Regions from separate parts of the Homo sapiens genome. Here region 2 is linked to region 1. The links are chromatin contacts, found by Hi-C or POLR2A ChIA-PET in ENCODE. All regions are on one chromosome and are shown on one strand. Each heading gives the region's core, a stretch centred on a gene start or an enhancer-like site at or near the end of the contact. The rest is flanking DNA. Distances are from core to core; before and after follow the strand shown. Region 1 overlaps TIMM22 (translocase of inner mitochondrial membrane 22). Region 2 overlaps ABR (ABR activator of RhoGEF and GTPase).

What was found. A loop is a pair of places that touch in the nucleus more often than their neighbours do. ChIA-PET counts read pairs that join two places held with the same protein, here RNA polymerase II (POLR2A). Pooled maps may share reads with other maps.
Region 2: a map of heart right ventricle shows a loop between it and region 1 (4-fold over the local background). The contact joins two enhancer-like sites. A Hi-C loop is called at or near these places in 68 of 168 maps with a recorded cell type or tissue (A673, CD14-positive monocyte, Caco-2 and 34 more), 6 of 37 single-sample maps with no recorded cell type and 40 of 50 pooled maps. POLR2A ChIA-PET finds 5 or more read pairs at or near these places in 9 of 52 experiments (AG04450, BJ, H1 and 6 more).

The regions. Positions count from the first base shown.
Region 1 is chr17:999,358-1,002,565 of GRCh38, forward strand. It overlaps TIMM22 (translocase of inner mitochondrial membrane 22), which reads left to right. Exons shown (of 4, transcript NM_013337.4): 3 at 155-227; 4 at 1,655-3,208. The coding sequence ends at 1,731. Among named protein-coding and RNA genes, the nearest start is that of TIMM22, 3.8 kb to the left of the region's middle. Within about 2 kb of position 1,959, at least 16 of the 41 ENCODE cell types and tissues checked have a DNase peak (open chromatin) inside an H3K27ac peak, as active enhancers do; they include ascending aorta, dorsolateral prefrontal cortex, gastrocnemius medialis and 2 more, where a contact is called at or near this core.
Region 2 is chr17:1,054,149-1,057,980 of GRCh38, forward strand. It overlaps ABR (ABR activator of RhoGEF and GTPase), which reads right to left. Exons shown (of 23, transcript NM_021962.5): 12 at 3,822-3,832; 13 at 2,850-2,954; 14 at 1,887-1,961. Among named protein-coding and RNA genes, the nearest start is that of MIR3183, 34 kb to the left of the region's middle. Within about 2 kb of position 2,068, at least 9 of the 41 ENCODE cell types and tissues checked have a DNase peak (open chromatin) inside an H3K27ac peak, as active enhancers do; they include ascending aorta, dorsolateral prefrontal cortex, gastrocnemius medialis and 2 more, where a contact is called at or near this core.

The sequences.
Region 1 (3,208 bases), core at 709-3,208:
TACACGCTGTATACTTAGGAACTATATTTTCAAGAAAGATTAGGTTTCCTTTGGGTAGGGACTGAATGAGCTAACGAGCAACCCTGTGTATTCCTCCTTAATGGTCTGCCTTGGCTTGTTTCTTTGGCTCTAACGTGTACTTCCCTGCCCACAGTACCGGGGAACATCAGACTGGAAGAACAGTGTCATCAGTGGCTGCATCACGGGAGGAGCTATTGGTTTCAGAGGTTAGTAAACGGCTCTCGAATGCTTTTTCTTTGTGGCCTTGGACAACGTGCTGAGGTTGTCATTTCCAAACACACGAGTGTTCCAGGGACACTTGATCTTCTTCCCTCTGACAAATAAATCATGTTTGTTTCTGTGGTAACTCGGTTTTGGAAACTTGTAGGATCTAGATGAGGGTTTCCCATCGTTGGCACTACTGACATTTCGACCAGACGAATCTTTGTCGGGATTGGGTCTGTTTTGTGCATTCTAAGACGTTGAGCAGTATCCCTGGCCTCTACCCACGAGATGCAAGTAGCACCCCCGTCCGTTGTAACAACTTTTTTTTTTTTAAAGAGACCGAATCTCACTCTGTCGCCCAGGCTGGAGTGCAGTGGCACGATGTCAGCTCACTGCAACCTCCACCTCCTGGGTTCAAGCGATTCCCCTGCCTCAGCTTCCCAGGTAGCTGGGATTACAGGCACCCGCCACCATGCTCAGCTAATTTTTATTTTTTTAGTAGAGATCAATTTCACCTGGTCTCGAACTCCTGACCTCGTGATCTGCCTGCCTCAGCCTCCCAAAGTGCTGGGATTACAGGCATGAGCCACCACGTGTGGCCAACATTTTTCTCAGTAATTCTAGACAATTGTCTTTTAATTTTAGATATAAATTATAATGGTAATATCTTTCTGCCCTTGGGGATTCTGATTTCTACCCATTGAATGCTAAGTACAGATATTCTAGAAATATTAGATTATCAGCTGCAAAAAAAAAAAAAAAAAGAAAACCAATTTGCTGCCTCTTCTCCCCGTTGGCATGTCCATTCAGAGCGTGGTGGAGGGCCTTGGTGACTTGACTTTCCTAGAAGCAGCAGTGTTTTATCACTGGGCCACTTTCCATCTGTCATGCCCTAACTTACCCAGAGCAAAAAGCCAGTTTTCTCATCTTCTGAGAGACAGGATGATTTGCTGTCATGAAACCTGGTTTTGCTCCTCAAGCACCATTTATGATGACGGACTGACTTCTCCGCCGGTCGTCCCATTGTTCAGCTTCACCAGGGCCTCTTTGAGAAGCTCTGCTGTCTCCAGTACTGCTTTGATCACCTTCCCAGGAATGTATTCCATAAACAAATCAGGGTCAAGGCCATATGCTTTCATTTGATTCCGAGGGCTGCTTCTCTCAACCAGTTTCCTGCCTGCGAGGGGCTATTTCCCTAAGACTAGAAATACCCTTTGAAGGAGAAAAGCTAAACAAATGTAGTTAGATAAAGCGCACTGGATTAGATCATATACACTGCTTCATTGATGTCTTCCAGAGCTATGATCGTTTGAATGACTTACAGTGCTTAAGCTCATTTCATGACACTGAGGGTGTGCCAACTTTCCGTGAGTGCCTCGTGACCCAGCAGCTGTCACCACAGGTCATGTTCTTTCTGTTTGTTTGACAGCTGGCTTAAAGGCTGGGGCCATTGGTTGTGGAGGTTTTGCTGCTTTCTCTGCTGCGATTGATTATTACCTCCGGTGAGAGTAATTGCCTGCAGGGAAGGATGATGCCAGCCCCGGATCCGGGCTGCTCTCTGGAGGACAGTTTCTGTACCACACCAGGGCCTTGCTTCAGGGCCTGAAGACATTCATTTTCCCTCATGTCGTTGGTATTCTGAGGGAGCTGCCTGGCTTCTCTGCCTCCAGCCTTTGGGGTAGCCACACTTTGCTGCTCCTGGACTCCAGCCAGCCTTCACAGAGGACGTCCCGTGCCAGATTCTCTCACAGCAGATCGGGAGACAGGATGTTGACATATAGGAATTCAGCTCCACAAAGCTTCAGGCCTGACCACAGCTGGCCCTCTAGGTTGTTTGGTGTTGTGGGCACAGAGGTGACAGTGTCTCTGCAGGCACTCAGGAAGCTGTTCTACCTTGGAACTCCATGCAACTATCCGTCTCGAATACCAGGGCAGGGCAAGGCGGACTGATGCCGTCCAACCAATTATCTCACTTGTTTTGTGTTCTGTCATCCTTGTTTTTTTTTTAAAAATACACTCCCCTCCCCCACCGCCACACACCTTACAGTTCAAAAGGTTGGTTTATTTGTATTTTATTTTCAAATTCCCTATTCCAAAAATAGTGCCGGGTGGCCCAAAGATAACATCTGAAGGGAAAGAATGAGAAAGCTCCCAGGGAAGCGGGGGATGGGGCGCTGAGGCAGGGTTGTTAGAGGACTGTGTCATCCTCACCAAGCTCATTACATCTGCCAGGGCCTGCCTCAAGAAGCCCAGCCCAGCCTTTTCCTGGGATGCAGTGAAATCCCATCCATGAACTCGATGGGCCCCTCCTGTGCCGGCCGAGAGGCACACACTGCCTTCACGACGTGACTGCTGGACCTGGCCGAGCTTGAGGCCACATGTGAAGGGTCCTGCTGTGGTCATCTTGGTGACTCGGTCACAGCAGCTACTGGCCAAGATCAGACGTCGCTGAGGGGCTGTTCACCACCATCCTCGTTCTCCAGGGTCAAGGAAGTGTTTTAACATGTCGTGTTTTCGACTTGACCTTGTGGTATTTTTCTTGGCCTAGTTGTGTGCCATGGATATTAAAAAAAAAAAAAAAAAAATCCGTCTACAGTTGGGCTTCAGCACTGGTGCTGCTTTACCCTGGTGCTCTGTGGGGGGATGACACTGCTGGAGTCAGGCCTTTGCTCTTGGGTGGGGCACAGGCAGGTCGCTTGGTGGGGGCCACACAGTGCTGGGCACCTTCAGCCAGTGGTGATGAGTCTCCTTTTTCCTATAATACGGTAATTCCTCTATCCTTTCCTTTTTTGCCTTCTTCCTCATCTGCCCTGTCTTCTGGCCCACACACTCTTAACCAGCGTTCACACTCAGTGTACATGGCCTGGAGGCCCGAGTGTTTGTACATGAGTGATGATGTCAAACCCAGCTGGTAACACCTTCCTTGGGTCATGTTTGCCATTTTCTTGGAATGAATGTGAGTTCCTGCTCAGGGCTCATGTCC
Region 2 (3,832 bases), core at 818-3,317, 55 kb after region 1:
GTTTCCGTGACCTCGGCGGGATGCCGGAGGCTCAGAGCGGACCGTGAGACTGAGAGGCTCTGAACACGCCACAGGCTTTGCACATGTGAGTACGTCCACACGCCAGCCATGTTCTCACCTTCTCCAGGTGCACGGTAGGTGCTGTGTAAATTAACGACTTCATTCCACATTTCTGAGCTCCCATGCATCCCAGGGTAAAGGAGACCTGGTTCCCGCCCTCAGAGAACTCACAGTGGGAGACGCAAATTGTTAAGTGACAAAACAGCATGACAGGTGCCATAACCAGCTTGCCCTGAGCAGGATGGGGGCACAAGGAACCTCAGGGGATGGGGGCACAAGGAACCTCAAAGGGATGGGGATACAAGGAACCTCAGGGGATGGGGGCACAAAGAACCTGAGGGGACGGGGGCACAAAGAACCTGAGGGGATGGGGGCACAAGGAACCTGAGGGGATGGGGGCACAAGGAACCTCAGGGGATGTGGGCACAAGGAACCTCAGGGGATGGGGGCACAAGGAACCTGAGGGGATGGGGGCACAAGGAACCTCAGGGGATGGGGGCACAAGGAACCTGAGGGGATGGGGGCACAAGGAACCTGAGGGGATGTGGGCACAAAGAAGGGACAAAGAAGGGAGGCCAGTTTGCCCCCAGGAACTCAGGGAGGCTTCCTGGGAAAGGCTGCTCTAACGGCCCGGGGAGTCACCTCTGTGTGGGGCGCTGCAGGGAGGGGTGAGGGCAGACCCCACCTGCCAGTGAAGAGCAGGGAGTGGGAGGGGCAGGTGGAGAGGGAGAGAGTCAGGGTTTCTGATCCTCTGTGATGTTAAGTCTTTTCTCCTCTCTGTGACTCGGTTACCTCCTCTGGCAAATGGGTAGAAACTATTAGCTGTCTAACTGACTCACAGATTCCCGTGTGGATAACAGGTAGATAAAAAGCGCAACCAGGCCGGGCGCAGCAGCTCACGCCTGTAATCTCAGCACTTTGGGAGGCTGAGGTGGGAGGATGGCTTGAGCCCAGGAGTTCAAGACCAGCCTGGCCAACATGGGGAGAACCTGTCTCTAAAAAAAAATTTTTTAAAAATTAAAAAGTGCAATCCTACTTTGTGAGACACTAAAAACAGATTTAGTATGAGGAACCCACAAGGGGGAAGGGGAGAAAAAGCGATGAGCGTGGCAGCACACCAGCGTTGCACACACACGATCATATCCCAGCCTGCTCTCGGGTCAAAATTCACAAGCGTGACTGCCTTTTAGTGGAGGCCCAGAGAGGTTAAGAAACTTGCCCAAGGTCACACAGCTTGTCATGGGCAGATATGAAGTTGGAGTCCACGTGTTTGTCGCCCTCAGATATGAAGTTGGAGTCCACGTGTTTGTCGCACTCGGTTTCTTTTTTTTTTTTTTGAGACGGATTCTCGCTCTGTCGCCCAGGGTGGAGTGCAATGCCATGATCTCAGCTCACAGCAACCTCCGCCTCCCGGGTTCAAGGGATTCTCTGGCCTCAGCCTCCCAAGTAGCTGGGACTACAGGCGTCCACCGCCATGCCCACGCTAATTTTAGTATTTTTAGTAGAGACGGGGTTTCACCATGTTGGCCCGGATGGTCTCGAACTCCTGACCTCGTGATCCGCCCGCCTGGGCCTCCCAAAGTGCTGGGATTACAGGGGTGAGCCACCGCGCCCGGCCCCTAGGTTTCAGACAGCTTCAGGGAGGGCTTGAGAAAGAGGACTTTGGAGACAAAGGCCAGGGGTGACCTCCCTGCCAAGAGGAGCTGGTTTCTGGCCTCCAGGGGAATGCCCCATGTCTAAAGGCGTGCTGGCAGGGCCCCATCCTGGGCAGAGCAGTGCAGAATCCACAATGGCCCACCCAACCTCGTCCTGGCCAGGGCACTTACTGGCTGATTGCTTAAATCCCTTGGCAGAGTGGACGATGACATGAAGGAAGCCATAGAGTCCTGGAGACTCATCGTCTGCAAGAGAGAAAAGCCCCCAGGGCAGAGGGTGGTCAGCGGATCCCCTCAGCCTCCACCCCAGGCCGGCGGGAGGCAGACGGGGTATGAGACTCAGCTGAGTCTTGGTCCAACATCACCACCTGGTGGCCAGATGAAAAAGTTTCCGAAGGCCACGGCGGCCTTATATGTGAGCTGCCCGGGGTAGGGCTAGGGGGTCCTTCTCTCCTCCACTCAGCCTGGGGGGGTCCAGCACACCCACCATCCTGGCCCAGGGACTTAGTACCATTCCCCATGGGTACTGTCTCTCCCTCCAAATCCTGCCTATCCTGGCACTGAAAACTGACCAATATGATAAATCATTCTGCTAATGATTTATGTCGAGGAAAGCTTGCCTTCAGGACCCCGTTCACAAAGTGGACCCTTTCCCAGCACACAGGCAGCTAGAATACACCCACTCCGGTCAGTTCCCAGCCCTGATCACAGCTCCCCACTGCTCAAAACCCCCCCAGACTCCCGGGCTTACAGCATGAATTCCAAACTCCCTTGCTTGGGATTCAAGGCCTTTCAAGAGCTGGTCCCTGGAAACTTCCAGCCTCATTTCCCATACACCATTTTATCTACCGGGTCTGCTCTCTCATGAATATATTAACAGCACAATCTCAGTGCACCAGGGTGCCAGTTCTCCCAAGCCAGACAGAGGGGCCCAAGGAAAAGCTGGGGTCATCTGGGAACTCAGTAGACAGTCACCCCTACCCAAGCTGTGTCCTGGCCACTCAACAGTCTCAGCACAGCCGAGCAGGGATCAGCCATTTACAGCCACATGTCTGTCTGAGTCCTTACGGGAAGCCGGCCACGCTCTGAGGGCTGGGACCTGCCGGTTGGGCCACCTCTGGTTCCCGAGCTTACCGTCTTTATTGCTGGTGACAGGAATGTTGTGTACAGTCCTAAGCTTGAAACAGGATCCTGTGAGCACCTGGAGCTCCACTGAGCTCAGGACAAAGGCCTGGAGATCTGGAGGGAGAGCCGAGAGAGAAGGGAGCGTGGGCACTGGTCCACCAGGACCGGCTGCTCTTCCCTGGGGGCTGCTGCAGGAAGACGGCTTAATCCCTGGGGCAGACTTGGTCCTTGCGAGGGAGGGGGAAGGATTTGTGGACACAGCAGGACTGGTGTAGATGCTGCGAGAGGGGTCAGAGTAGGAGAATCTAACTGAAGAGGTTTGTGTGTGTGTGTGTGTGTGTGTGTGTGTGTGTGTGTGTGTGTGTGTGTGTGTGTGTGGTGTATGCGTTTTGTTTTCGTTTTTTTTTTAAACGGAGTCTCACTCTGTCGCCCAGGCTGGAGTGCAGTGCTGTGATCTCAGCTCACTGCAACCTCCGCCTCTCAGGTTCAAGGGATTCTCCTGCTTCAGCCTCCTGAGTAGCTGGGATTACAGGTGCCCACCACCACACCTGGCTAATTTTTGTGTTTTTAGTAGAGACGGGGTTTCACCACGTTGCCCAGGCTGATCTCAAACTCCTGACTGGGATTACAGGCGTAAGCCACCGTACCCAGCCTCTGTGTATGTGTGTATGTGTGTGTGTGTGTGTGTGTGTGTGTCTCTGTGTGTGTGTGTGTGAGAGAGAGAGAGAGGTAGAGAGAGAGAGAAAGCCCAGGCTGGGCTCTGGGTCCAGTCCCAGGACTAAATCATCATGTCTTTCAGCCAATCAGTTAGATTCTTTGGGTCTCAATTAATCCGTAACATCCTTAAACGCTCACCCTGGCACCTCTGAGGGTGACTGCGAGGGCCAAAGACGTGATACTGGACATGAAACGCTTAGAAATACAAAAGGCCCATCAATGCCACGGACATCATTGGGGAGCGTGGAAGAGGCAGGAATTTACCCTTCTTCTGT